Linked DNA regions of Homo sapiens: region 2 is linked to region 1. A link is a loop called in an ENCODE intact Hi-C map of the cell type or tissue named here. Cell type or tissue: Caco-2. All regions are shown on one strand. Links, peaks and the distances in the headings refer to the core of each region. The heading gives the core; the rest is flanking DNA.

Region 1 (15,898 bases), core at 4,213-12,212:
GGTGTAAAAGTGCAGGCTTGTTATATATGTAAACTTGTGTCACGGGGTTTTTTTGTACAGATTATTTAATCACCTAGGTATTAAGCTGGTGCCCATTAGTTATGCTTCCTGATCCGCTCCTTCCTCTCACCCTTCACCCTCAGATAGGCCCCACTGTCTGTTTTTTCCCTCTATGTGTCCATGTGTTTTCATCATTTAGCTCCCACTTATCAGTGAGAACATATGGTATTTAGTTTTCTGTTCCTGCATTAGTCTGCTAAGGATAATGGCCTCCACCTCTATCCATGTTCCTGAAAAAGATATAATCTCATTCTTTTCATGGCTGCATAGTATTCCATGGGGTAAATGTACCACATTTTCTTTATCCAGTCTATCATTGGCGGTCATTTAGGTTGATTCCATGTCTTTGCTATTGAGAATAGTGCTACAACAAACATATGCATGCATGTTTCTTTATGATAGAATAATTTATATTCCTTTGGTTTATACCCAGGAATGGGATTGCTGGGTCAAATAGTAGTTCTGTTTTTAGGTCTTTGGGGAATTGCCACAATGTATTCCACAATGGTTGAACCAATATACACTCCCACCAACAGTGTACAAGCATTCCTTTTTCTCTGCAACCTTGACAGCATCTGTTATTTTTTGACTTCTTAGAAATAGCCATTCTGGCTGGTGTGAGATAGTATCTTGTTGTGGTTTTGATGTGCATTTCTCTAATGATAAGTGATATTGAACTTTTTTCATAGGCTTGTTTGTTGCATGTATATCTTCTTTTGAAAACTGTCTGTGTCCTTTGCCCAGTTTTTAATGGGGTTCATTGCTTTTTCTTGTAAATTTGTTTAAGTTCCTTATAGATGTTGGATATTAGATCTTTGTCAGAATCATAGTTTGCAAAAATTGTCTCCCTTTCTGTAGGTTGTCTGTTCACTCTGTTGATAGTTTCTTTTGCTATGCAGAAGCTCTAAAGTTTAATTATATCCCATTAAACAATTTTGGCTTTTGTTGTAATTGCTTTTGACATCTTTGCCATGAAATCTTTGCCTGTTCCTATGCCCATAATGGCATTGCCTAGGTTGTCTTCCAGAGTTTTTATAGTTTTGGGTTTTAAATTTAAGTCTGTAATTCACCTTAAGTTGATTTTTGTATATTGTGTAAGGAAGGGGTCCAGTTTCAATCTTCTGCATATGGCTAGCCAGGTATCCCAGCACTACTTGTGGAATTGGGAGTTCTTTCCCCATTGCTTGTTTTTATCAGCTTTGTTAAAGATCAGATGGTTGTAGGTGTGTGGCCTTATTTCTGGGCTCTCTATTCTGTTCCATTGATCTATGTGTCTTTGTACCAGCACCATGCTGTTTTGGTTACTGTAGCCCTGTAATGCCATTTGAGTTTGGGTAGCCTGATGCATCCAGATTTGTTCTTTTTGCTTAGAATTGCCATGGCTAGTCTGGCTCTTTTTTTGCTTCCGTATGAATTTAAAATTTTTTTTTATAGTTCTGTGAAGAATGTTACTGGTAGTTTCATAGAGATAGCATTGTATCTATAAATTGCTTTCGGTGGTATGGCCGTCATAATGATATTGATTCTTCCTATCCATGAGCATGGACTGTTTTTCCATTTGTTTGTGTCATGTCTGATTTCTTTGAGCAGTGTTTTGTAATTCTCATTGTAGAGATCTTTCACCCCCCTGCTTAGCTGTATTCCTATGCATTTTATTCTTTTTTTGTGGCAATTGTGAATGGAAGTTAATTCCTGATTTGGCTCTTGGCTTGACTGTTGTTGTTGTATAAGAATGCTAGTTATTTTTATACATTGATTTTTGTCTCCTGAGACTTTGCTGAAGTTATCAGCTGAGGTAGCTTTTGGGATGAAACTACAGGGTTTTCTAGATAAAGAATCATGTTATCTACAAACAGGGATGGTATGACTTCCTCTCTTCCTATATGGATGCCCTTTATTTCTTTCTCTTGCTTGATTGCTTTGGCCAGGACTTGCAGTACACTGTTGAATAGGGATGTTGAGAGAGGGCATCCTTGTCTTGTGCCAGTTTTCAAGGGGAATACTTCTAGCTTTTGCCCATTTAGTATGGTGTTGGCTGTGGGTTTGTCATAGGTAGCTCTCATTATTTTGAGGTATGTTCTTTCAATACCTAGTTTAAGAGTTTTCGGCCAGGTGTGGTGGCTCACGCCTGTAATCCCAGCACTTTCGGAGGCCAAGGTAGGTGGATTGCCTGAGGTCAGGAGTTCAAGACCAGCCTGGCCAACATGGTGAAACCCCATCTCTACTAAAAATACAAAAAGTTAGCTGGGTGTGGTGATGGGCACCTGTAATCCCAGCTACTTGGGAGGCTGAGGCAGGGGCATCGCTTGAACTCGGGAGGCGGAGGTTACAGTGAGTCGAGATCATGCCACTGCACTCCAGCCTGGGTGACACAGTGAGACTCCATCTCAAGAAAAAAAAAAAGAGAGAATTTTCAACATGAAAATGTGCTAAATTTTATTGAAAGCCTTTTCTGCATCTATTGAGATAATAACGTGAGTTTTGTCTTTAGTTCTGTTTATGTGATGAGTCATATTTATTGAATTGTGTATGTTGAACCAACCTTTTATCACAGGGATAAAACCTGCTTGATTATGCATACTGGGCCAATATTTTTATTTTTTGTAGAGATGAGGTCTCACTATGTTGTCCAGGCTGGTCTCGAGCATTTTTAAACATACCTTTTGACCATTTGTATGTCTTTCTTACATTAATTTTTTATTTTTATTTTTTGTGGGTACATAGTTGGTATATATACTTGTGGGTTAGCTGAGATATTTTGATACAGGCATGCAATGTGTAATATAATAAGCACATAGCACATCAGGGTAAATGGGGTATCCATCACATCAACCATTTATCCTTTGTGTTAAAATCCAATTATACTCTTTTACTGTTTTTTCTTTGAGATGGAGTCTCCCTCTGTCACCTAGGCTTGAGTGCAGTGGTGTGGTCTCGGCTCACTGCAACCTCTGCCTCCTGGGTTCAAGCAATTCTCCTGCCTCAACCTCCAGAGTAGCTGGGACTACAGGCACACACCAGCATGCCTGGCTAATTTTTTTGTATTTTTAGTAGAGATGGAGTTTCATCATGTTGGCCAGGCTGGTCTCAAACTCCTGACCTCAGATGATCTGCCCACCTTGGCCTCCCAAAGTGTTGGGATTACAGGAGTGAGCCACCGCACCTGGCCAATTATATTCTTTTACTTATTTTTAAATGTACAATTAAATTAATTTTTACTATAGTCACCTTGTTGTGCTAGCAAATACTAGGTCTCATTTAGTCTTTCCAACAATTTTTTTTCTTTTTTACTCATTAACAATCCCCACTTCCCTTCCCAGCCTCTGGTTACCATTCTTCTAGTCTCTATTTCCATAAGTTCAATTGTTTTTATTTTTAGATCCCACAAATAATTGAGAACACGCAATATTTGTCATTCTGTTCCAGGCTTATTTCACTTACCATAATGACCTCCAATTCCACCTGTGTTGTTGCAAGTGACAGAATCTCATTCCTTATTTTATGGCTGAATAGTACTCCATTGTGTATATGTACCACATTTTCTTTATCCATTCATCCATTGATGGATGCTTAGGTTGTTTCCAAATATTAGCTATTGTAAATCGTGCTGCAGTAAACATGGCAGTGCAGGTATCTCTTCAATATACTGATTTCCTTTCTTTTGGGTGTATACCTAGGAGTGAGATTGGTGCATTTTACAGTAGCTCTACTTTTAGTTTTTTTGAGAAACCTCCAAACTATTCTCCATAATGGTTGTACTAATTTACATTCCCACCAACAGGGTGCGAGAGTTTCCTTTTTTCCACATCCTCGCCGGCATTTGTTATTGCCTGTCCTTTGGATATAAGCCATTTTAACTAGGGTGAGATGATATCTCATTGTAGTTTTGATTTGCATTTCTCTGATGATCTTTGATGCTGAGCACCTTTTCATATACCTGTTTGCCATTTGTATGTCTTCTTTTCAGAAATGTCTATTCAGATATTTAGCCCATTTTTAGTTTTTAAAATTATTTCAATAGATTTTGGGGAACAGGTGGTGTTTGGTTACATGGATAAGTTATTTAGTGGTGATTTCTGAGATTTTGGTGCACCCATCACCTGAGCAGTGTACACTGTACCCAATGTGTAGTCTTTTATCTCTCATCCCTCTCCCATCCTCCCCTGCCCCGAGTCCCCAAAGTCCATTGTATCAGTCTTATGCCTTTGTATCCTCATAGCTTAGTGCCCCCTTATAAGTGAGAACATACAATGTTTGGTTTTCCATTCCTGAGTGATTTCACTTAAAATAATGATCTCCAACTCCACCCCGGTTGCTGCATCCATTATTTTGTTCATTTTTCTGGCTGAGTAGTATTCCACAGTGTGTGTGTGTGTGTGTGTGTGTGTGTGTGTGTGTGTGTGTGTGTATGTATGTATATGTATATATATATGTATATGTGTATATATATGTATGTGTATATATATGTATATGTGTATATATGCATGTATATGTGTATATATATGTATATGTATACATAATCTATATATATATATAAATATATATGTGTGTGTGTGTATAATTGCCTTTATTCCCTCATTGGTGGATGGTCATTTAGGCTGGTTCCATATATATATATACATATATATATATATATACACACACACACATATATATATACATATATATACATATATACATATATATACACACACATATATATATATACACACATATATATATACACACACATATATATATACACACATATATATATATACACACACATATATATATATACACACACATATATATATATATAGTTTTTGAGATGGAGTTTCACTCTTGTTGCCCAGGTTGGAGTGCAATAGTGCGATCTGAGCTCACTGCAACCTCCGCCTCCCGGCTTCAAGCAATTCTCCTGCTTCAGCCTCCCAAGTAGCTGGGATTATAGGCATGTGCCACCACACCTGGCTAATTTTGTGTTTTTAGTAGAGGTGGGGTTTCTCCATGTTGGTCAGGCTGGTCTTGAACTCCTGACCTCAGGTGATCTGCCCACCTTGGCCTCCCAAAGTGCTGGGATTACAGGTGTGAGCTACTGTGCCGGGCTGGTTCCATATTTTTGCAATTGTGAATTTTGCTGCTATAAACATGCATGTGCAAGTGTCTTTTTCACATGACGACTTCTTTTCCTCTGGGTAGATACCCAGTAGTGGGATTGCTGGATCAAATGGTAGTTCTACTTTTAGTTCTTTAAGGAATCTCCATACTGTTTTCCATAGTGGTTATACTGGTTTGCATTCCCACCAGCAGTGTAAAAGTGTTCCCTTTTCACCATATCCACACCAGCATCTATTTTTTTTTATTTTTAAATTATGGTCATTCTTGCAGGAGTAAGATGCTATTGAATTGTGGTTTTGATTTGCATTTCCCTGATAATTATTGATGTTGTGCATTTTTCCATATGCTTGTTGGCCATTTATATATCTTCTTTTGATAATTATCTATTTATGTATGTCCTTAGCTGACTTTTTGATAAGATTATTTTTTTCTTCCTGATTTGTTTGGGTTCCTTGTAAATTCTGGATACTAGTCCTTTGTCAGATGCATAGTTTACAAAAATTTTCTCCCACTCTGTGGGTTGTCTGTTTACTCTGCTGATTGTTTCTTTTGCTGTGCAGAAGTTTTTTAGTTTATGTCCCATCTAGTTATCTTTGTTTTTGTTGCATTTGCTTTTGGGTTCTTGGTCATGAACTCTTTGCCTAAGCCAATGTCTGGAAGAATTTTCCTGATGTTATCTTCTAGAACTTTTATGGTTTCAGGTCTTAAATTTAAGTCTTTGATCCATCTTGAGTTGATTTTGTATAAGGTGAGAGATGAGGATCCAGTTTCATTCTTCTCTTCCACCTGCTTTCACCATGTGACATGTCTGCTACCCTTTCACCTCCTGCCATGATTGAAAGCTCCCCGAGGCCTCCCCAGGGACCTTTCTATCCCAGGGAACCAATAGGATAAATATATACATAAATAAAATAAGGATTTAGCTCATGTGATTATGGAGGCTAACAAGCCCCAAGATCTGCAGCTGGCAAGCTGGATACCCAGGAGAACCAATGATGTAAATTCTAGTCTGAAAGCCAGGAGGCTGGAGACCTAGGAAGAGATAATGTTTCAGCTTAAGTCAGAAGGCTGGACAAAACTAATGTCCCACATTAAAGGCAGTCAGACAAGAGGAAGAGGAATCCTCTCTTACTCACAGAAGGATCAGCCTTTTTGTTCTAGTCAGGCTTTCAACTGATTGGATGTGGTCACCCACATTGGGGAGGGCCATCTGCTTTACTTAATCTACCAATTCCAATGTTAGTCTCATCCAGAAACACTTTCAGACATACCCAGAGTAATGCTTGACCAAATATCTGGGTACATCATGTCCCAATCAGATGGAAACAAAATTAACCATTGCAGGGACTGTTTTTATTAGTTAAACCTTTGTTTATCCCTTTGTGCTGTTGCAAAATCTTATCTTTATCTTGAAACTGAAGTGTAATTGTAGCATTGAGGTGCTGGTAGACTTCCAATGTCTGGAACTTTCTAGGTCTGCATGTAGCATGCCCCAAGCCACATTCTATGCCCTGGGAAACCTCACTGTACCCTATATTCTAAAGTGGTTTTAGATCTTTAGTTTTGTGAAAATAATTTTATACCAACCAATTTTGCTAATTAAAGCAATTCTTAAAAAAAGAAGCTTGTCAACAAATACATGCACATTGAAACATTTCTGAAATGCAATAGGGCAACTGGCTTCAAAAGACAAGGATTTTAGAAATCTTCATTTCCTTATTATGTTTGCTTAAAGGGAGGCATAGCTCGAGCTGCTTGCTCATTCCCCTTGATCAATGAGGACTTCTACTTGTTAAGTAAGGGAAATTACTAATTGTATTTATTTTCTTGTATGATGCTATGTCAAAGCAGAGTGAGGTTGAAAGCCCAACTATCTAGGGGCATTTGTCCTTTTAATTTTTCCCCCTAAATCCTTTTATTAACTCTGGTTCTGAACCTATTCTGTTTTCCAGAAGATGTGTAGGTAGGATAAATGAGAATATACTAGGCAAAGGTCAATGTGGGTGGAGGGGATGAGAGTCCTGCTCAGAAATGCTCTGCTTAGTCTCCTCTGGAGTATGGCAGATGGGGAGGGGCACCATTGCTGCTGAGGTGCAGTCAGAGACCCATAGCTGTACGGGGAGCAGGAGGAGGCAGGGTTAATATCAGAAAAGATAATTAGTCACAGCCTGTGATCTTCCAACCTCACAATCCCCTGTAGCCTGCTTCTCACATATTAAATATGTATCTGTGGTGTATGGGTGGCTGGGGATAGAGTAAAAGAGGCCTCATACAATGCAATGTGTTTGGCCCTAGCTGGCCAAGAGGGTAGCTCTTTGGAGGTTTTGTTAAAAATCAGGGAAGGGGAAAGAAGATGTTTACAGAATGGCAAGTAGAGATAGTAAGCCCTGTCAGGGAGCCAAAGTCAGAACAAAGGGGAGACCTTGAACTCTCAGAAATGCTCTGGGTGCATCTCATTTGACACAACGAACCATTCCCCAAAAAGGCTTGCGCCCATCTCTCGCTCCTGTACCTTCAATTTAAAGGCTATTTGGTTGGCTTGTTATACACTGGAAGCCCATAGGGCCAGGAGAGACAAGAATAACGCTGGAAGCGTCAGCACAGCAGATCCTACAAAGTGGAGTCGTTTGAACAACAAAAAGCAAAGAAAACAATAGGAGACCAATTCCAAGGAATGGGGCAGAACAGAAGAGCCCTGTAACATCGGAAGAGAGATGCAGGAAACGGCATATAAAGCAACTGTGATTTCTCTAAAAGGGGGCTTTTGCTTTATTTTTCATCTCTCAAAAGGTGTCAACTTAAGAAAACTTCACAGCTCCTGTGGGCTGCTTGCCCTCAAAGGGAAATGAATTATTTAGAAGTGTGATGAATAGTTCATCAAACCTTCCTCCAACAGGGTTGCTGCTTAGGCTCAGAGTAATTGGCCAGGAGCAGGAGCAGGGCAGGCCCTTTCCTCAGTGGTTCTTTCTTCCCCTCTGGAGGGGGCCTTGAGTTGGGAGGGTGAGGATGACTGCCTAGGGTGGATCTTTCATCCCAGATGAGAACAGAGGCAGACACGAAAACCGCGGTAATTCCCAGGACAGGCCTGCAGGAGGAGCCAGCGCCCTTCAGTGGAACAAGCTATCTTAGGAAGGGAGGGCTCTTACCTGGGAAGGCTCCAAGGAGCCTCAGATTGCGCCCTAAATCCCAATCTCCCATCCGGTGGAGCAGGCTGCAGGTGCTCCCATGCCATTTCATCCTCTGCTTTCACTATTGCAGACCCTGGGGGGTTGGGGGTCTGTACAAGAGAAGGTTGTGTAGCAGAAGGAGAAGTGTGGTGCAACATGCAGCCACAAAGCTACGCTTCCAAGCCAGCCTCTGAACAGCCTTGCTTTCCCCTGCAATGTTCCCTTTCTCTTTCACCCCTTCCTCTCACACATACCACCCACCCATTCAGGTCCACACCCCTACACATTTAGTGGAAATGGTCAAAGGTTTAGGCCCAGCCTTATAAAAACAGATTCCAGACTGAAGAGGCTGTATCTTTTTAAAGGCAAAGAACACATATGATTTAGAGTTTGTAAAATCACTGACAATTGGAAGAAGACAGACAAAAACTATTCCTGGCCTCAGCCTGATCAGTAGATGAGGTGAGAGGCAATAGATATAGCGCCTCTCTTTAGTCTGTCAAATGTGGGCACAAATCAGGGCTTTGCTCCTAAGCTGTTTGACCTTATCCTGGGGGCTCCCAACCTCCGGGCTGCAACTGTGCTGGTCCAGACCGTGGCCTGTTAGGAACCAGGCTGCGCAGCAGGAGGTGAGCTGTGGGCCAGTGAGTATTACCACCTGAACTCTGCCTCCTGTCAGATCAGCGGTGGCATTAGATTCTCGTAGGACCAGGAGCTCAAACCCTATTGTGAACTGCGCATGCGAGAGATCTAGGTTGTGTGCTCCTTATGAGAATCTAACTAATGCCTGATGATCTGAGGAGGAACAGTTTCATCCTGAAACCACCTCCCCTCCCCCACTGCTGTCCATGGAAAAACTGCCTTCTGGTACCCAAAAAGTTGGGGACTGCTGCTTTAGACCCTTCACATAACCTCTCTGAGCTTCAGTTTCCCTGTCTGTAAATTGGAAATGGTAATGTACATTTCACAAGGATATTGGGAGGATTAAATGAGCTAACTTTTGTAAAGTTCTTGGTCTATAGTAACGATTTGATAAATGCCAACTATTTTTCTTGCTTTTTATCTTATCATCATATTTCCACATTTGTCATAGATCATATGGGGAACTGGGCGGAAGAATTTGAATGAGTCTGGGAAAATCAGCTCCTTACTGTTAGAGAAAACATTCATATTCCCATCCTATTTCTTCTAGCAATGGACAGCTCTTCTCATCAAACTGCTGTTGCTGTGCTAATGATAGTGAATTCTCTCTCCCTCCGTCCTTCTTCCCTTCCTCTGCTTCTCCCTCTCCCTCTCCTTCTTCTTCTGCCTCCTTCCTTCCCTTCTGCCTCTTGTATTCTGGGGGAATTTTCCTGAGATGCTGTGAAATGTCTGCTTTTTAGTAACAAGTTCTATTATTAAAGGATTCGTGTTATATTACTAAGCCCATTTGGCTACAACTTCATTGCCTACCATTCCAAACCTAACTCTACTTCACACCAAGAAGAGTAATTTAACTACACATATGCAAAAATAAATGTCCCATTGGACTTCTGTTCTTCTAAAAGATTTAGAAAATTATTTAGTACAATTACTTCTAATATGCACCCATCAGCTCTGACATGGTTCTGTGAAAAACAGTTGTGGTCATTTCACTCAAAGTAATGGATTAAGATAATAAATCTGACAAGGCCTGCCTAGCAAAGTTAACATTGAACCAGTATAGTCCTTTTACCATTGTTTGTAATTACCTCTTTTGACAGAGAAAATGTTCTGAGTAGGAGCAAGTTACGTCTCCCAATGAATGTGAAAAGTTGCAAATTTGGGGCCTCCACCTGTAGGAAGCTCATAAGCTCAGTTGCAAAAAGCTCCTGGCAATTGCTGCTGGGTGTTTTCCACTCAGTGCCACAGTGTTCTCTGTGGATGAGGAGCAGTAAGCTTGCTGTCAGCTAAAGAGCCTAGGATAAATGCAAATCATCCTCAAGCTTTTGCATATGAGAAGCAAGTGGCCAGGAGACTTCCAAATGCCCACTAATAGGTTATGGCTGTATGTTGATTCATACATCCACCCAATGTTTACACCTAGCATCTACAGAATTCTAGGCAATTGAACTACAGAAAGGACTAACACAAGGTTTCTGCCCTCAGGGAGCTTACAGTGTAGTCATGGAAACAGGCACATTTAATGAGTCTAAATTTAGAGACAAATACTGGATACGTCTGGCAAACTTCTGTGGTGAGTCCTCTATGCCATCTGTCTTTAATTATCTGACCAAATTCATGTGGAAGAAGGGTTTGATTTGCTCTCCATAACCATTCAAGTCAGAGCAAAGAATTAAGAATAAAAATAATTCGACTTTTTGAATTCTGCCTTTGTACCAGGCACTTAACACATATTGTCTCATTTAATCCTTATAGCAACTATAATAGTCTGCTCAGGCTGCCATAACAAAATACCATTGACTGGGTGGCTTAAATAACTGAAATTTATTTTCTCACGGTTCTGGAGGCTAGGAAGCCCAAGATCAAGGTACCAGCCTACTTGGTTCCTGGTGATGGCACTCTTCCTGGCTTGCAGACGGCTGCCTTCTAGCTGTATGGTCACATGGCCTTTTCTTGGTACCTGTGTATGGAAAGGGGAAGTGGGAGAGTTTTCGTCTTTTTATAAGGCCACAGTTATATCAGACTGGGCCCTGCCTTTATGCTCTCACTTTACCTTAATTACCTCCTAAAGATTCTATCTCCAGAAACAGAAACTGGGGATTAAGTTTTCAACATATTAATTTTTTGGGGCACACAGTTCAGTCCATAGCAGCAACCTTATATCTTAGATTATTATCCCTGTTTTTCAGATGAGAGAAAACCTGCTCAGAGAGGTTAAGTAACTTCTCCAAGATTACACAACTAAGAAGTTGCAGAGATAAGAGTCTATGTCTGTCTGACTAAAGGACAACTGTTTTTGTGTGCTGTACTGTTTCTGTTTTGCTTCTTGAATTAGTGGCATCTCCCACTCCACTGTGTAGTACATTTTGAGTCAATATAAGAGAAGACTTTGATGTTTGGAATAATTAGAGCTGGTAACAGGGTCTCTATCACAGGCAGTGTTAAGCAGTGTATAGATATTGTAGAGGAGATTCTTGGAGTGGGTGGAATATTGTACCAGAGCAATGATTTCCAAAGAGTGCCAAGTGACGGGGTGGGCCTTGGGGTGCCTACCCCACATCTTCTTCAATCAAAGCCACTCAGAGTTCATCTACTGAAACGATAATCCAACATTTATTGAGCATTTACCAGGTACTGTTGCATAAACTTCCCATGTATTCATTTATTCAATCATTTGCAACAGTACCAAGAGGTAGGTACTGTTATTACCCCCATTTTACAGATGGCAAAACAAAAACAAAAACAAAAACAAAAACTGAGGCATGGAGAAACAAAGAAACTTGTCCAAGGTCACACAGGTTGGGTAAGTGGAGGTGGGATTTGAACCCAGGGCTGCCCAGCATGAGAGCCTGTACTCAATAAGCAGTATGCCAACCATCTTCTCAATTTTGTTAGGAATACTGAGTTTCTTTGAAAGAATTCATATGAATAAAGAGTGATATGGATTGAAATTTTTGAAAATCGCTGTCTTTTATGGAGTTTTCAAGTTTCATTGGTTCAATAATCATTCTCTGGGTTGAGACGGTCAAGAACCTCTGGTGACACTTTCTACCAAGATAAGACCTTGGCTTCAGCCTCTGACTGTGGACTTGAATCTTTCTTTTAGCTTTGTTAAGCCAGAATTTGCTAGGTTTGGCCATGGTTGTACCTATAGACTGGCAAGTTGCCACAGCCTGACTTGGTCTCCCAGTTCTGAACTTGCTCTCTAGCTTACAGTGCTGTGGTTGGGTCCATAACATTTCTACACACAGAAACCATCCATCAGTCCCACCCAACTTGAGCATAAACTGGGATTAAGGTTCACTGGACACAATGAACTGGTGGAACATGTAAGCCTCAGGAACCTCCTCAGGAAAGACTTCCCTGAAAAAGAAGGAGCCAATCAGGAGTGATGAGCCTGACCCTGCGAGAAAGCCCTCATCATCAGAGTAGAGGGGAACAATCACTGTACAACATGGTTGTCTGTCTCTCAGATTTGTCTCCTAGCCAAGACCACCATGGACTCTTGACTCAGTGCTGTGAATAGGAGGCATGCACATAAAACCTAAGAGCACTGGTTCATGCAAAACTCCATAAGACACCTAGGCACCAGTATTGCTGCTTAAGTGTGGCTCTAACAGAATCAAACCTGAATAACAAAGTCAGTCATTTAGTTACCAATATGGGTTGTACACCCATGGTGTTCACAGTCCAGTGCTTGGTTTTCTGCTGAGTAAGAAACATGAGTTTTTATCAGCAAGGGAATACAGTATAGGGGAAGAACATAGTCTTTATTTAATGGTGTCGAGGAGGAAGAGAAGAAAAGTACAGCATTAGACAGAAGCATGCATGGCCAGAAAGCATCTAAATGTTTATAGACTGCATATAGTCCTGTTATCAGAGATTCATCTTCCATATCTTCCCAATGGGACTATTAATACCTACCTTGCAGGGTTGTTGGGTAGATTAAATAAAAAAATATATATAAATGGATATAAAATGTCTTGTTCAGTTCCTGTTAACCCAAGAGCACTGATAAATGGAAGATATTATTCTTATTGGTTGGAGTAATAGTATTGTTACTATCTTATTATTAGCACCCGTGAAATATGTTGTTCTAAGTAGCAAAAATATATGAATCTAGGGACAGTCTAAATAGTGGTTATGTTTTATTTGTCAATACCAATGTTAGGAGCTTAATTCTTGTGACCTTCCTATTGAATATGCTCTGGATGTTACTTCTGTCTTACTGTCTGGGTAGGGATTTCCCTGAAAGCAGGGATTTCATTCCCACCAAATTAGAAACTTGCTATGGAAGAGAATCACATCTTCCCAGCTCTACTGTAGAGTCTACCATCAGATACGAGGCAGCCTGAAAATTGGGTGCGAGCCTCCAACAGTGGATTTTAGTTTTCTCCAAGGACATAGATACTTTCATCTAGAGCCCACAGGTGGTCATTTGGTACATGATGTTCTTGAGTGGAATAAGATAATAGCAATCTCCATTTTATTACTGGTTAATGTCTTGGTATTATAGTTGGATTGAGCTAGATTGAGAAGGCAGAAAAGGGATGGGAGCAGGTAGGGTCCAGATGCCTCATCATAGTTGAGTTTCTATGGAATATCAAAAACCATTTTACCCTCCAAAATTTTGCAGCTGCCAAATGTCCCCAGACGCTGCACTGAGATGTTTTCCTTTATTTTTAAGCCTAGGCACATTTCAGGCCCTATTGAATGCATGTGCTTCCAATTGATTTACATTTAACACATCAAAATGTTGTTTTGTAAGAGATTTGATATCCAAGAAGCCTGCTGAGCTGCTTTTATGAACATTTTAAAGCCTTTTTCTTTGAAGGGATTGAAACCTGGGTGGTACTCTTTGTTGTTTCCAGCCTCAGATGGCCAGAGACTGCTGGAATAGTAGAGGGTATCCTGGGATGGCCTGCATCTTGTAGAGTGACTGGGCGTCTGGGAGAGGCAAGAGGATGAAGAGGGTTGTGGATCAAATGTGGATGGGGCACGTTCTTTGTGCATCATGACCAGACAGACATCTGAAGTCCCAAATATTGCCTGTTAAAACCAAATTTGAGTCCTAGCTGTTTCAATGAATCTTTATTTCTTCTTGTTTAGACTTTATCTTCTTCAATTTCTTAACCTTTATTGTTCAAACCACAGTGCAGGACACAGAGAATTTGCTTTACTGAAATGTTACTGTGGCCGGGAGATGTGGAGTGGGAGGTATCTGTTGGAAGAGCAAAAAATGTAAAAGATATAAAGTGCCATTGGAGATGCAAGAGTGTTACTTACAAAGCACCTAATCTTGTGGCTCTAAACACAAATGCCCGTAGGTGTAGCTTGTGAGTGGAAGGCATTAGGGAGTGGGACTTTGGAGAAGCAGAGCATGTATTCTCCATCTAAAATCATTAAAAATATTTGAACACTGTCCAGACCAAACAAAGCATATTAGAATGCCCAGTTCACTATACAGTCTCCAGTGTGCAGTACCTTTATCTAAATCAGCCCTCAAATCTATTAATGAGGAAACTAAAACTTGAGAGCTGCAAAATGCACCTAGTACTTAAAGCCCGTTTCTCTCCTGAATCCTTTACCTCATTGATACACCAAAGCTGCAAAATGCACCCAGCTAGTAAGTGGCGGAAAGAGACTCAAACTTAAGATTTTGGAGTGTAAACACTTCAAGTCCAGTGCATTTTGTCATTGTCATTATACTATGCTACCTCCTTAGATTAAACCTTATAAGTTAGGAAAAAATTACATCTATATATTTCATATATATATATATGAAACCAATGAAGGAAACTTATGAACCACACAATGCCTAGTGCTGGTAGTTTAGTGGGGGGAAGATTGACAAATTGACAGTGGAAAAAGAATAGCAAAGTGGCTGGGAATCAGAAATAAGGAAATGTAAAGTATAAATTAGAAATTGGGGAGGACTCAGAGGAGGTGAACCTTGAATCACTTCTGAGCTGGAAGTGACAGAAAACTCAAGAAAGCTTAGAGGCAGGTGTGAGGTGGGAGAGTGATGGCAGCAGGCAGTCCCTTTGAAGAGTTAGGTGAGGAAGTCTTAGACAAACATGTAATCTAAAGTCATATGTGGTTAATATTCCAGTTAACAGTTTAAAAGCATATCTGCGACTACCTAAGCTAAGAAGTGGAGGAGAGAACATTTGTATTCACCTGGAGGCTTTCATTTTAAGCATTATGATGTGTGTGTGTGTGTGTGTGTGTGTGTGTGTGTGTGTGTGTGTGTGTGTGCGCGCGCGCGCGCTTCTGTGTGTCTAGAAATGTAAGTTAAATACTACCGTGTGTCTAAGATCAAATGTTTGACAAGAAAATGAGTTACACTGTGTAAGTATATGATGTCACCTCCATATATATAGCTAAATTTTGACAGATAGCTTCTCCTGGGGAAAATTGTGCCATCCACAGGCATCATGATCCTCATTTAATTGCTGTCTAATTTTTTTTTGAGACTAATTTTTACCTGCAGTTAGAAGTTGATATTATGTGCACCTGTGAGGTACCATTTGAGGCCCTCTGTTTTCCTAACCAACTGTGTGATACCATTTTTTGGAGTTGGCACCATTTAATAACATCCCCTCCAAAAGCAACTTTCAGCTAAATTTAAGGAAACCATGAAAGGTTCCTTACTTCAGGACATAGTCTTCTTTTACATATTGAAGAGGCTGGTTTAAGTCTCAGTCCACAAATTTAGGTTTTTATAGTTCAACTTCTGCTTGGGTTCCTAAACCCATAGGATGGCCAAACTCAATATCATTCTATGCAAGGATCTCTCCTTTCCCTAGGGTTGTATGCACTGGTGAGCCATCTGATCCTTAATGTCATCTACTAGGTAAGTTGCAGCTTTGATATCCCTCCACCTGTCCCCTTCAGCTCTAATGGCTCTCTTTGATACTTCCATGCTT
Region 2 (15,898 bases), core at 4,758-12,757, 510 kb after region 1:
CTTCATAGATAACCTATTTTATTTTCTCTGTGAATGGTTGTAGAAATTTCTCTTCATCTTCCTAATACAACTTTTTGGTCAAGATGTGTCTAAGTGCAAGTCACTTTTCATTGCCTTTTTCACAAGTTCAGAAAAGGTTTCTTTAATCATGTCTTTGGTTATTGCTTCTGGTATCTTCCTCAGTAAACTCCATGATTTTTAGGTTGGAGTTCTGTTCTCTGTATCTTGTTTTCATGCTTGCCTATGACATGTTACTTGTGGGAACTAACCAAGTGTTTTCTGGGAGTTTATGTCTCTGGATATAGGCAGAAAAAAAATATTAATATTGGGACGGTGGAAAGAAAAAGCCCTCTGATTGCTTCCAAAAGATATATTTATGTACTAGGTGGTCATCTGTGCATTTACTGAATCATGGGACAGCCTAATAAAAAGGTGAAGGATATTTTGCTACCTAATTTCAAGTGGAATATTTGTTTCTAGTGGAATGGCACACATGAGCTTGTATTTGCATTTCTTTTACTGTTCATGAATCCCAGATTACTACATGAGCTGATCTTCCTCACCACCTTTGGTTCGGGTTTGAAGGTTTATGTAAGTTATCAGTTAATACTACAAAATTATACAGTATAAATATTATTTTAGTGGCCAAATATATTTTCTAGCTTTATAACCAATTATTTCCCTGTTGTCATGGAATCATAAAATGTCTAAAGTTTTATTTTGTAACTGTTTATAAAATATATAATGCAGCTGTTAATAAATTTCTTATATGTGGAAGTCTCTGGACATATACTTTGGGAATATCAAGGCTCTACTACATATGTGTTTATATGAATCTATGTATTTTACATATTTATGTGCAACTGTAAACATTTATTGAATTATTGCTGCATACTATGAATTTTATAAGCTCTTTACATATATTAAGTTACTTAATCCTCATTAAAACTCCAAGATAAAGGTACTACAATTATACCCATTTTACAAGGAAGGAAAACAAGGCACAAGGATGTTAAGTGAATTGCCTAAGGTTACACAACAAGGAAGTATTGTAGCCTGGATTGAAACCGAGACCATATGGCTACAGAGTCCTTGTGCTAACCCACTATGCAATTCTGTCTCCTGTATGTTTCCCATAAGTATATATGTGTATTATATGCATTTATATGTGTGTGTGTGTGTATGCCTGTGTGTATGTAAAGTGAATCTTAAATGAACATCAAAGCACCAAAAAGCAGCCTCTCTTTCAGGATCACATCACATTTAATTGGCTAGACCCAAATCTCCATTTTTCAGTAATCTCTGATCTAGGCTACTAGATTTCACTTTTGTGTCATTGCTGCTTGTATTTCCACTGGTTACAAGAATGGAGACATGTTTGTATCGTGAAATAAGACTGAGTTAGAATTTCTTATGGTCTTTGGGTTGTTTTGTCCTTTTATATGTACTATCTCTAAATTCTGGACCTACTTCAGATTTATATTCATTATGAAAATAATTATATGCTTGATTGTAGAATAAACAATGCATGGCTTTTTTTTTTCTCATGCATAGATGCCGTTTCTTCATCTGACTCAGTGAGTCAACCTGGACTCTGGCCTATCCTTTAATCACATGCGCCTGAGTAACAATACTAACCTAGGAGAAATCCGTTATGGGTTGAATTGTGTCCCCCTGAGAGATGCTTAAGTTCTAATGCTCAGTAACTGTGAATGTGACCTTATTTGGAAACACAATCTTTGCAGGTGAGGAAGTTGAGATGAGGTCATTAGGGTGTATACTAATCCAATGTGATTGTGTTCTTATGAAAAAGGGAAATTTGGACATGGAGACAAACAGACACATATGAAGATCTTAGCCATGTGCCTATGAAGCAGAGATTGGGGTGATGCATCTGCAAACCAAGGAGCATCAAAGATTGCCAGCATAACACTAAGAGCCAGGAGATAGGCATTAAGCAGATTTTCACTTTCAGTCCATAGAAGGAATCAATACAGTTAACAGTTTTATCTTGGACTTCTAGCCTTCAGAACTATAAGGCAACAAATTTGTTGTTAAGCCATCCAGAGTGCCATACTTTGTTACTTCAGCCCTAGCAAACTAACTCAAATACCTAAACTTCTCACATTTATGACTGACCCAGACACTACATACAAAGGAAAACAGTAGCACAAGATCATTGCAACACCTATGACTACAACTCTATCCTCTGGGATACATCATAAGTTGTGATTGTCAAATTTGAGTGGTTCCATATGTTCCTTATTTGCTGAAATACGTAGATATAAAGATGTATTTATGATAAGCCTTACTCAGGATGGTTGCCCTCTTTCACTTTGTATAAAGAAAGAGTAATTGAGAAATAATTAAAACATGACAGCTCTAAAATCTGTGGTAATTTTTCTAGGAACGTCCCACTGGACAATAATACCAAGGTACCTCCTTGTAGGTTCAGGGAGCAAGAGTGATTGGGATGATTATATGAGTAGAAGTTGTTCTCAAATGTGTTCCTGTCTGTCAAACTGCTTCAAATTTGTCCATTTTATTTTCTTTTCATTTCCTTTATTCCATTTTCTCACCTAATAAGTAAAAATAAAGCCCTCATTGATTCACTAAGAGTGCCTAATGAAGCCACACCAAAGATCTGAACTCTTTGCTTGAACTGCCCTTACTAGAAAGTGAGGCCAGAGGTCACTTTAGGTTAGTGAATGATATCTTTTTTGAATGATTCTGTGATAGTTTCTCTGTTTTCCAGTCCATGGCCTGGATCTTAGATTTGGCATGAGTTTGAACATTGATTCTACTTCTCCAGGAACCCTGGCTTTGGTCCTTGACTACGCTCTTTGTAATGATCATACTGAATGTCACCCATTGTATTAGTCAGTGTTCTCTAGAGGGACAGAACTAATAGGATAGATGTATATATGACAGGGAGTTTATTAGGAGAATTGACTCACACGATCACAAGGGGAAGTCCCACAGTAGGCTGTCTGCAAGCTGAGGAGCCAGGAAGCCAGTCTGAGTCCTGAAACCTCAAAAATAGGGAAGCCAGTAGTGCAGCCTTCAGTCTGTGTCCAAAGGCCCAAGATCCCCTACAAATCACTGGTGTAAGTCCAAGAGTATATAAGCTGAAGAACTTGGAGTCTGATGTTTGGGGATAGGAAGCATCCAGCATGGGAGAAAGATAGAGGCCAGAAGACTCAGCCAATCTAGTCCTTCCATGTTCCTCTGCCTGCTTTTATCCTAGCCATGCTGGCAGCTGATTAGATGGTACCCACCCAGATTGAGGATGAGTCTCTTTCTCCCAGTCCACTGACTCAAATATTAATCTCCTTTGGCAACACCCTCACAGACATACCCAGGAACAGTACTTTGCATCCCTACTCAGTATTAATCACCAGATCCATGTCCTCCACACTGTCTTCAGTGTGATTTTTCTAAATCTTACAGTTATTTTCCTATATTAAAACCTCCCATAGAAGCCCACCAGCTGAATGGTAAAGTCCAAGCACTTTCAAATATTAGTATTCAAAGCTCTTCACAATATGATTTTTGCCTGTCTTTCCAGTTGCACATCTTGCCTAAGATTCTAAAACATTTTCCTCCCTGGAGGGGCAAATAGTGGGCAACATCCAAGCTTCCCCAGAGTAACTGCTCAATATGTATTTACTGGATTAAATAAAATAGTAAAGGATATTGGGCTGTGACATGAGACAGGGAGAGTGCTGGGCTAAAGGCATTGCCTGGAGTCCAAGTAGGACATCACAGCAGGACAGTAGAAGCACCTTGAATGCTCTGGTATGGTGACAGGGTACTTACATGTTGGATGCAATAAACCAGTAGAGAAACTTTTCTTGCTTTGCAGCTCTACTAAGAACACTGCTCTAGTAACTGTGAAGTATGTGTTTGAGAAGGAGACTGACTAGGGCATATTGTTTTGGAAGACGTATCATTTGAATTCTGCCATGTAAGTAAATAAATGGACATTTGGCTAATCTATGCAGAGCTCCCTTTGCATATCCGGACCTGAAACATGACAGTGTCCTGCTAAGGCCTTAGACAATAGGATTTGTGCATCTGTAAAGTCAGAATCAAAGACTGATCCATAATTGGTTATTTTGAGTGAACTAAAACCCAGTAATTCATTTTCCTTATAGATCAGGCATTCTGAGGAGAGGAACTGATCCATTACTGATATCTACCGTCTATTCTCCATTCAGCCTGCTGAGGCAAGGGTCAGTCTGACACCTCACTATAGGAAAGCTGGGGGAGGATCATCATCCCTAGGAATGAGAAGTTGGCCAGGGTAGTTTGCATTGTATTTTTGGCAGCTGAAATTACACTTTAACTAAATGGCTTCTGTCAAAGCCTTTTGTGGTAATGGTGTTTGCGGTAAATGTGTGGAATGAGGACTTAGGAAGCTTCATGAAAGCTGAACAGATACAGAAAGCTTGTCTTTAGAGAACATAGAAACCGAGATTTAGATATGTGTTTTGTCTCTTTTGTAAATGAATCCCATCAGGCTAAAACAGGTTCTGGTGGGATAAAAAGGGCGTTGTCCGAGGTCAGGAGATTGAGACCATCCTGGCTAACACAGTGAAACCCCGTCTCTACTAAAAATACAAAAAAATTAGCCGGGGGTGATGGCGGGCGCCTGTAGTCCCAGCTACTCTGGAGGCTGAGGCAGGAGAATGGCGTGAACCTGGGAGGCAGAGCTTGCAGTGAGCCGAGATCTCGCCACTGCACTCCAGCCTGGGCGACAAAGCGAGACTCTGTCTCAAAAAAACAAAAAAAGGTGGTGTCCTCTTATGCTTAAATGTTTAGGAAGGTATTTAGTACAGCTAATGCAAGAATAGAGTCTTCACGTCTTTCCATTCTAGGTAGTCATCCTCTGTTAAGCTTTCTTGGCTGTAAAGTTTTTGTTCTTGTTTTTTGAATCAGTCCACTCAGTCTTTGTGAACTTACATTGCACTACAACTTTGGACATTTTGTTCTTTTGCCTGGTTGTTGTTAATGTGTTGGGTGAGCATGAATCTGTGATGGTATAAGAAAGGTATATGTGACAAAAGGCTTCTGTCAAAGCCTTTTGTGATAATGGTATATCATTATTTTCCCCATTTTCAGAGGAGAGTTTAAGTAACTTCTCTACTTTTGCATCACTAGAAACTTCAACACCATTATGCAAATTCTTGTCTGCCTGACTCAAAAACCCACATTGTTAGCCACTGTGCTATACCACCTTACTATACTGTACTCCTCCACTTTAGAATATAGGACAGATCAGGCGTGCAAACATACATACACTTACACATATTCACATAAAAGAATGAGTGAGAGGCCAAGTGTGAATGTGATGGGCTGTGGTTATCTGTGAGTAGGTGATCCTTAACCTATTTTCCAAGAATTGATCTGTGATCTAGGCTTGCTTAGGTCTGATGTCAAGGCAGTCTCAACACTTAATAGTAGCTGGGTTGGAATGCTGAGAAGCAGTATGGAAAATGAAGAGATTCAACCAAGGACACAAGAACAGTACTGCAGGAGACACTGCATCTGTGCAAGAGAAAAAGATATAAGAAATGGGCAGTGGCATGAGAAAAGTCAAAGGAAAAGGAGGAAAGGGCTGATGGAGAAAACCCCAGCACAATTTCTTCCTGATTCCTTGCAGAGATTGGCTCTGTGTACTCCTTTACTACTGTACCTCCCAGGCTTGAGCTCTAATTAATTCTACTAGAACATAAATAGGAATTTGAAATTTTCTTAATCAGCTAATGATGAGATACAGATAGTATATGCACCATGAAAATGTTTGTGTCTTATCCATGAGACTAAAATTATATAAAGGAGAAAAGACTGACTTTCTAATTTAACATTGACCCATGACTTTGGGTGATAAATTGTCCAACAGTTAGTCAAAGTGAGGGCCCATCCTTAGCAACAAGGATATACATTACAGACTAACCTCCACCCCAACTTCACATTGTAAGAATAGACCTTGTATTAAACTATTCATTTTTCCAGAGTGAGAGCGAATCCCAGCAGTATACATGGGAAGAAAGAGGGCCTGGGGTGCTGGGACGTGATGCGAAGGGAAAGAAATCTTATGGTCCGTTTAAGCTATGTGTTAAGGCAGGAATTTAGTGAAGTTGAATTGTACTGAGTTGAAGGAACTCCTGGTGTGAAAAGCAATGACCTGGGTAAGATTAAGTGTTATGTCTTTGATCTGGATACTATGCAGGAGGGGTTAGGGGCATAGTGGGTAGACTTGGAAGGAATTCTTATATAGCAGATTATAATGAGAAAGAAACCAAAATCTGTTCTGTTTAAGAATCTTTATGAAAAGGCTGTTTCTGTCTGAAACAGTGGCTAAGCTTCATACAGTGGCTGCACTCCAGCCAGTAAAAAGGCTGGAGTGCAGTCACTGTGTGTAGCTTAGCAATGAAGTCCTCACTTCATATGGCTTCAGGTCTTCTATGTCCTATATTATTTAGCAACCTTCTCAATAAAGCACAGAACATTTTCTGAGATCATTTGTCTCACTTGGAAGGGCCAACTGGACTGAGTTGGTAAGAGGGTGAAGTAAGGCAGGAAGAAGCATTCAAAAGGGAAATAGCAGAGAATCTTACTAAATGCTCCCTGATCCCAAACAGGGCAGTTCCAGAAATATGGCAAAAAAAAAGGCCGAGAATTATTCTTGAAAATGAATGACATCTAAATGAAGATTCTTTTTGGGCAACCCAAAATGAGGGATCAGAAAGTATTCGCACAAGATGGAAGGCTTATTTATTGTCCTCCACACATCCTCTTGTGAATACTATTACCTCTCAACTGCTTCCACGTGTCTTGTTCATTCTGTGGATTAGCTACAGCTAATTTAGAATGTCCCAATTCCAGCATTCTGAGTCTTGTAACCCCATGACTCTCATTAGCAAATAAACTCATGTTATTATTAAGCCAAGTAAAATCCCATGAGGTAAAGCAGCAGCAAACAAAAAATATATGTAAAAATATCATACGTCTCAAAGCAAAATATGAATGAATTAATATTATTGGCTATTTCAGAATTTTTGTGACTCTCCTACAACACCAAGAAAAAATCAAGGATTATTTGGCATGCAGAATGAGCCTCATCAAATAAAGAGGAAATCATTAAAATGCATTGCAAATAGCTGAGACTTTAACTAATATGATCTTTAATGCAAACGCAGTATCCTGTCCCATTAGCTTCTGAAGAGCATTGAAGGATTCCCAATTTATTACAGCGGCATACTAGTAAGCTACTTTCTCTCTTGGAAACACAGTGAAATAAGACTTTCCAGGTACCTTTTGGAAAAAAATAGTTTTGACCTTGTGGTCCTGTGGGCAACCTGAGAAACGTGTCTGGAAAAGCACAGTCTTATGTTACACTCAAGGTGCAAAAGTGATTGTACAACAGTCAGCCTCTGGGTGCCACTTACTTGAGGCAGAAATGTGGAAGTTGATATGATTTTTATTTTTTCCTGTGGAAGCAGGGTGGATACCTGCAGCTTTTCTTTCTCAGCCATTAGTGAAGCGTGCTATTGTATGACGTCAAGATCAGTTGGGGATCCCCAACATCTAAAATAATATATTTCCGGGAAATTTCAGAGGCAACATAGAGTCTGTTCCCAATCTAGGCTAGAGTTAAATCCAGGGATCACAGGCATCACCTGTAAATGTGAGATGGGATTCACATCCTCCAGCTTTTTCTTAGTTTTAGAACTGAGCTTGGGTAAGATCAAATCAACCTATGATAATGTCTTTTCTGGGCTCTGTGCTGCTTTATCCACTGTTTTCTGGGTACTCACAAGATCTCAGAGACAGAAAGAATGATGAACACCAACATTTTTGCTTGTGCTTGATAGTTTTAATTTATTTTGCATTTTTTTCTTATTTAGAGTTGATCAAGGACCACCCATATTCCAGGCATCATGCTTGCAAATATATTACATAGTATAATCATCCTGTCAATCCTGTGTGGTAGGTCTGAGTATTCTCACTTTACAGATAAATTAACTGATACCAAAAAATTGGAATAATTTTTCTAAGGTCCCAAGGCTTGTAAATTATGGAATCTATATTTCCATTTATATCTAATTCCAAAATGTGTGCCCATTCCATCACATGCCATACCAATATCTGCAGTGGGTTAGAATGAATAAAAAGAGGACAAAGTGACATAGCATAATACATATATGTTGTTTTCCTCTCCGTCTTAACCTATTCACCTCATTTGCGTTGCCTTTCTTTGCCTCGATTTGTCCAGAGCTTGGTTCACTAATCTCTCTACCTATAGTAAAAGCTTTGACCCAAAAACAGCATAAGAAGAGCTAAATCCAGTAATAGCCAATTATTTTAATCCCACTGGTAGATTGGCAGTAAATACTTTGACAACTTTTTGAGAAGGCTTATGTAGTGGTATCCAGGACCAGTTGTTATGATCAATTATTCATGGTTGTAATAGGCATGGGAAGAAAGAGTACATGAGCTATATATTTGCTATCTCTAACTTAAAAAATTCCAGCTTCATTGCTGGTGAGTGCAGAAGGGTATGTGTATGTCAGTAATGTATACTTACAGCCTTTGACAGGCTTTTTCCTGGTTTTGACCAATAAATTATTATGTAGTTCCTGAGTTTATGCTCACTGTTTTTTTCTACCCTTTCAATGCCATCATTGCACCTCTAACACACACCTTTGTTCTGATAAGGAAATTCCTTTTTTGACTTCCAAAGGCTGAATTCTCCTCCATTTTTGCACTGATCCATAGGTCCAGCATTGGACCATGTTCTTCTTTTTCCCTAGTTCTTCCTCAAGGGCTAACGTCTTCATTTGTTTTCCTAGTTTCCATTTTTTCAGTACTGTGCCTGATGCCCTGCACCCAGATAACCACTGATCACATGCATACATATCGTATACATAATGATTTACCTAGCCTGTTCATACCACCTTCTCAGAGAGTTTCCTCATACCTGGAGACTTAACAAGTTGTAAATCGGCCATGTGATATAGACCATAGCTGATTTGAAAGGAAAATGCACCTGATTAAGGGTCAGTGAATCCATTAGGTAGATAGAAAGTAACTTTTTCTTGAAAATTTGAAAGAAGAGATAGTAACTGTGATCACAAGAGAGTATGGGGCCCACACAAGTCGTAAGAAGTTGTGACAGAGTCATCTGAGACATGTGGGAGCTGAGTTAAGAGAAAGCAAAATGTGTGAGTTAAATTCTTGCTGCTATAACAAATTACCTTAGACTGGGTAATTGACAAACAACAGAAATGTATTGCTCAAAGTTCTGGAGGCTGGGAAGTAAAAAATCAGGGCACTGGCACATTTGATGTCTGGTGAAGACCTGTTCCTCATAGATGGCACCTTCTTGATGTATCCTCACATGGCAGCAGAGAGAAAAAAGGCCCTCAAGCCTCTTTTATAAGGGCACTAATCCCATTCATGAGGGTAGAGCCCTTATGACCTAATCATTTCCCAAAGGTTCCATCTCTTAATACCATAGCATTAGTGATTAGGTTTCAATATATGAATTTTAGGGAGAGATCAACATTCAGATAATACCACAGATATTATGAGAAAATAAACCATGAACACTGACTCTGCTGCACTACTCCCACTGACACAGTCACGCACGTGTGGACCCCCACTGTATTGTCGCCCTGTCATACCGTCACCATGCGCATGCATGGATCCCGCTGTGGTGCCTTCCTGCCAGCACTGGTATGCATGTTCACAGATCCCACCGCACCACCACCACCACCCTGTCACTGGCAGTGCACCACATGTGAGTGTGCACCCTGCTGTCACCACCCTAAAAAATCACTTTTGCTGGCATTCCCCATCAAAGTGTTGTTGCCAGCAGTTGGGGAACACCTTGGCCCCTCCAATGAAGCAGGTGCTTAATGTAGAGGGGCCAGAGAACAAAGCTGTGAACATGGCTCAGCCTGCCAGGATTAGAACATGCAGCCCAGGAGTGCTGAGCTGAGCTTTGGCCACGTGAAATTGTTCATAAATGAATCCAGTCGATTAAACCCAATTTTTTACCACAGTCGTAACCTCAAGGACATCAAAGAATGTTAAAGGAAAAGGCTCTACCAAGAGGCCAGAGACTTCAAAGATTAAAGAAATATGAACCTGCACAGATGAGACAGAACCAGTACAAAGATGATTGTCTTAGTCTGTTCTCATGCTGCTAATAAAGACGTGCTGGAGACTGAGTCATACACAGAAAATATGAGTCAGGCATTGCACCAATTTCCAGATGAAGAAACAGAGGCATTAGGAGTCGGGCCCGTTTAGAAGTTCTGCATTCTCAAACAGTCTTCTAAGTCTGGCTTTAGCAAGTGTAGGGATAGTGACCTGCAGAGATAATGATTAACTAAGTAGTCTACGGAGGAAGTTTGGCAAAGCCAACTATCCTTAATTTTCAGTGTGTCTGTGTATTGGGTGAGGGTGAGGGGAATGATATTCTAACTTAGACTCTGGACATAAAGAAGGGATCAACAGACACCAGCATGTACTTGAGGGTGGAGGGTGGAAAGACAGTGAGGATTTAAAAAACTACCTAGTGGGTTTTATGCTTATTACCTGTGAGATGAAATAATCTGTACACCAAACCTCTGTGACACACTATTTTACCTATGTACAAATCTTGCAGATGTACTCCCTAGACCTAAAATACAAGTTGGAAAGAAAAATAATAATAATGAAGTAAATTCTATAATGCTGATTTCAAAATTGCACTATTTTATCCTTTTATTTGCTTAGCACAAAATGAATTTGTATGTATTTTCAATTGTTTATTTACATATACTTTGTTTTCTCACTCAGCTATAAACTCCATGAAGGCAGATAATATGTGTGTATAGTTTACAACCACATACCTACAATCTATCACAATGCCTGAGAAAAAATAATTATTACATTAATATTGGTTGGATTAATGCATAAATGCATAAATGAATAAATGAGCAATGAAAAATAGGTCAGGATATGATTTATTCAAAATTTATCAAACTTTTTTTGGACTTGGGGAGGTGGAAGAGGGGTATTGTGAAACAGATGTTTTGTGATGTCTTCAGTTTTACTTCAAGTATTGATTTTAAAATTATTAATAAAAATGCATGAGTCACAGCACACAACAAATAGAGTAAGTCAGTCACTAGAGAATAGAATGAAGCATAATCTTTCAACGTAACTCTTTTTTTTTTTTTTTCCTTCTGAGACGGAGTCTCCCTCTGTCGCCCAGGCTGGAGTGCAGTGGCGCCATCTCGGCTCACTGCAAGCTCCGCCTCCCAGGTTCACGCCATTCTCCTGCCTCAGCCTCCCGAGTAGCTGGGACTACAGGCGCCCGCCACCACGCCTGGCTAATTTTTTGTATTTTTAATAGAGACGGGGTTTCACCGTGTTAGCCAGGATGGTCTCGATCTCCTGACCTCGTGATCCGCCCGCCTCGGTCTCCCAAAGTGCTGGGATTACAGGCGTGAGCCACCGCGCCCGGCCTCAACGTAACTCTTATTTTGATTTATACTTAAGCTAGATTTCATGACTTCCTGCTTCTGATCATTAAATGAGATATGACTAAAACACTGAACGTGGAAATTGCCCATCTAGAGTCTGCATCTCTAGGCTTTACCACCTGCTGGGAATTTCACTCTTCTCAGAACGCCACATAGTTCTATTTTCCTATATCCTAATCGAAAACTATTTTACCTTGGAGACAACATGCCTTGACCAACAGTCTAAATTTCTACTGTCATCTCAGACTCTTCCATATCTGCCTTGCCTTAGTGGGTATGTACAGTGCCAGATTCTACAACAAACATTTTATAGTTCCTGATGGATCTTGGTGCGTGAAACTTTCTGTGACAAAGGGATGTCAACTTATACTCTTTAAATAACTAAGATTTATAATCATGTTACTTTTTGGTCCTTATAATCTTGGGACCTTCATAAGTATAGAACAAACCCTGCAAAACAGCAAAATCCTGTAGTTAGACATATAATCAAAAACAGTAACCCTCCTAGGATCTCTTTACTACTCTATAAAGTGGGGATTTTACGTATCTCCTAGGTCTCTTGAGTCAATGTGTTATCATAATACTTGGCCTATTCAATAAGTTTTAAGTGATTCTATCTATCTATCATCTATCTCTTTATATATCTATTATCTAGCTATCGTTCTATCATTAACACTAAACTATTAATCAATCAAAGACTGGAGTGAAGACTTGTTGCCATATTTAATAGACATCTCCAAGGAATTCATTTTTTCCATTTAGTGAGAATGAAAAACTTGAAAGCACTGATAAATGAACTTGCAAGTTCCTTTAACCAAATGGAGAAAAATTTATTGAAAACCAAAACCTGTTCCCTCTCTCTCCCCTCTGTCTGTGTCCTGATGAACCCTATTGGTAAATATGAAGTTGTTAAGTATAAAGCAAAGAATATACTCATTTGACCGCTAGAGAGAGGTTTACCTAGTGAATAATCATAGTGAATATAAAAGAAGATAAACTTCTCTTTCAATTTCTGATTAATATTCTCCTTGCTTAACAAACACCCAAATGCTTAGGAGACTGTAAAGTTATCTGCTTTTGCAGTTTGATCTTACCTTCGGATTATCAGGTGATAAATTTGTTATAAAAAATGATAAAAATTGTAATTATTCCCACCTACACAAATACATAAAACCAATTTCCCTGTTCAGGCTCCTGAAAAATAAACATGCCAACACAGAAAGGCTATTTATCATGGCTGTCATAATTAGGTCCAATTGGGGAAGTCAGTTCCATTTAACGAATGACAAACTTCAAGTTCCCACCTACCAGCACCATTTTGCAGGACACGTCTAATAACTTTCAGTCATTTATCACTATTCCCAAATGCCAGGATTATTAGAGGCAAATCAGGTGTTCCTCATTCCAGCCCACTAAACTAAAATTATAGCTATCATTTTACCAATATTAAGATACTGTTTGGTTTCTGATACAATAACATTTCTAAGGAGTTTTATTTCAGGTTTTAGTCTGTTCTTAAGCTTAGGGGTATGGTACATAAAAATTAAGGCAGCTTTTTTTCTGACTTTTCACTTTCCAAGTAGGTAGTCAGCTGCTAGACATTAGGAGACAAGGTGATCAAAGAAACTCCAGGTATCTCCCATTCAATTTCTTTCAGGCACAGTGAAAGGCAGAGAGCAACGCGTGGCTGATACAATTGTCTGCCAAACCTCTGGCTAACAGGCTTTGTGCACTGCCTGGGCTTATAGACCAAAGATAGAACTGAAAGTTCTGCTTTAAAGTTATAAAGATCATACTAAATATATCACTAATTCAATTAACCAGAAGGACCAAGGTTTGAGTGTATCATGGGAAAGGGTTTCCATTGATTAAGGGATGCTATTTAATGAGATAGTCTCATAAACAGAAATCCCATGAGTTTTACCTCTCAGGGTTGAAAATCTTATTAAAAGGATGTCTGCGTTCTTGCTAAGTGTAATTTAGTGACCTCTATGGGTTAGACGAGAAAAGGCAGGGAAAGAACGGTGCACTTGGCATCAGCCAATCTGCTACAAATCAGCTGGATGTACTTAGGCAAGTCACTAACTTATTGTGGACTGCGATTTCTTCTTTTGTAGAGATAAATATTACTGCCCTTATAAGAAACCAGAAAGACAACACACGTGAAGTATTACGAGTTGCAAATGGCAGAAGATGAAAACAAAGCTCAGAAATGATAAATGACTTTCAGAAAAATTGAGTGACAGCTTGGTTCATACAACTAGTACATATCAGAGTCAGACTATAAAACCAGTCATAGTTAGCTCCCACACCAGCACTCATTTCCATATGATACACTTATCACCTATTTTCCAAAGATGGGAGTTCAATCAAATGATTCTAATAGTTCAATTGAGTAAAAGCATGCTATCTCCTCTGCATTGCCACAGCCGCATGTGCAACTTTGTATGACTATATTTAGTTAATTGTGTTTATTAATATATTTTTAATGTCAGTCTCCTCAAGTGCAGGGACAATACCTTATGGATCTTCCTATCCCTCAAACCTAGTTCAGTGCTCTGAAACATAGTAAGCACTCAGTTAATACCCATTGTAAGAAAAGAGGGAGGAAGAAAGGGAGGCAGAAATAGGCTATTCAGCCAACACTTTGGGCTCCTGCCTTGCACTTACTTCTTTTGTACAACACCTAGAAATAATTCTGACTCTTTGAACTTTCTGGTGATTTGAGTTCTAGATAAATAGGAGTTTATAACGATGCCTAACTAATCTTCTCCAATGCTTTAGTGATAAAGCAATCAGCCCAGCCAGCTCTTAGGCCGTGTATCAGCTAATCAATAGGAAGGTTCAGGCTACAGCGAGATTTTTTAACAGCTGCCAAGCCTGACTAATCAGTGATTGTTCAAAAATTACAAGGAAAAGAAAACCTTTCCCTTCTCCTGGGGATTTGCTATGAGAAAAGACCTTAGGTAGAAATTGGAAGATTTAATTCTCAGATTATCTAATTAGTATTTGGAAGACTATATAAAATGAAGAAATAGGGAGGAGGAAGGGGGAAGTGAGGGACTTAATTATGCTCATCATTTCACCTTTAGGAACAATTGTAAAAATAACTCTTGGCTTACTAGATTCCCTCGGAGGACTGCAAGAGGTGAAGAGTAGACAAGGGAGAGATGCTGCAGAAATTAGAGTAAGGGAGAAGGAAGGAGTAGGCTCCACAGTGGTATGTGGAACTTACTCCTTCTGTACCATTAAAAAATGTTTCCCAACAGCTTTCTCCTCTTTAAAATATCCTCTCGCAGTATTAGTAAATTTGAACCACTGTGAGTACACCCCCATCCCCATCTCTCAAGTACACACAGACTTATAAGTCTTAATGCTTTCTATACCACCTACCATTTTTACACTCCCAGAGCTCAGTCCTATTGATAGTGTTATATTAAAGTGCCTGTGACTGTTTCCATCATAAATAGTATTTACCTTAAATTTACTACTTCAACTGTTTCAAATACCTTATGGCCCAAGCTTGGCATCAAACATCACATGGTAGATGATTTTTAAAATTTTGCTGCTTTGTTTGAACCCCCAAATAATCAAAATCTGTTAAAGTATTGTTAATTTAGAGGTGAAAATGTATGTTCTTACTTCTGATTCAGAGGGTAATTTTAATGCCTTCATTTAAAGATAGCTGTATTAAAAATAATATTAGGAATTTTTGTGGGGGGTGGGTGGTAGAGAAGAGTCCTCAGCAATGCCTAGCCACAATTGGTCATGCAGTGGGGAAGGGAGAAAGTTGGTAAGGGAAAAATGCAATAAGGAAATTTGAGTCGACATTTTAATATTTTATTCTGGATAAAACTTTTGAGAGAGATTTTCTCTTCTTATGATTCATGGAAGGTTATATGTGAGCTCCACACCATTGCAAGATGACTAATGCGATGTTCATCTCTGTGGGATAGACTCAGATGGCATTGGAGTGATGCAAGTTGAAAATGCTTTCAGGATTCCATCTGTTTTGCTAGAAGTAGGTGTTTCTGCTCCAAAGGCATGTTTTACACACTGGTAAAAAAAAAGTGTGATTATGTTCAATTTACAGTGCATAGATAATAGATAATATATTTAATTAGTTTGGGGAAATAGTCTTATGCTCACTCTCTTAAGAGTGGGTAAATAAGAGGAGACTATTATTTTAATAACTTCCATTTTGTACCCATGTGTTATGGGACTTGCTTATGTTATTTTATTTAATCTTCACATACACAAAAAATATGAGTCAGGTATTGTACCAATTTCCAAATGAAGAAACAGAGGCATCAGGATTCGGGCCCATTTAGAAGTTCAGCATTCTCAAACTGTCT

What was found. Hi-C counts contacts between places; a loop is a spot of excess contacts. Peaks named below come from ENCODE experiments on the same cell type or tissue, not always from the same donor. Only the 100,000 strongest peaks of a DNase experiment are listed, where the experiment ranks them.
Region 2: a loop joins it to region 1, with 6 times the contacts of the local background. A loop is called at or near these places in 3 of 110 quality-filtered maps.

Annotation. Positions count from the first base shown.
Region 1 is chrX:128,968,271-128,984,168 of GRCh38, reverse strand. All of the region lies in intron 8 of LOC124905213 (a long non-coding RNA gene), which reads left to right. Among named protein-coding and RNA genes, the nearest start is that of SMARCA1, 550 kb to the left of the region's middle. In Caco-2, for the core only: CTCF peaks have their summits at 8,077 and 8,278 (motif pointing right); a DNase peak (open chromatin) is centred at 8,258.
Region 2 is chrX:128,458,678-128,474,575 of GRCh38, reverse strand. All of the region lies in intron 4 of LOC107985698 (a long non-coding RNA gene), which reads left to right. Among named protein-coding and RNA genes, the nearest start is that of ACTRT1, 410 kb to the right of the region's middle. In Caco-2, for the core only: no CTCF peak of the experiment used is centred there; no DNase peak of the experiment used is centred there.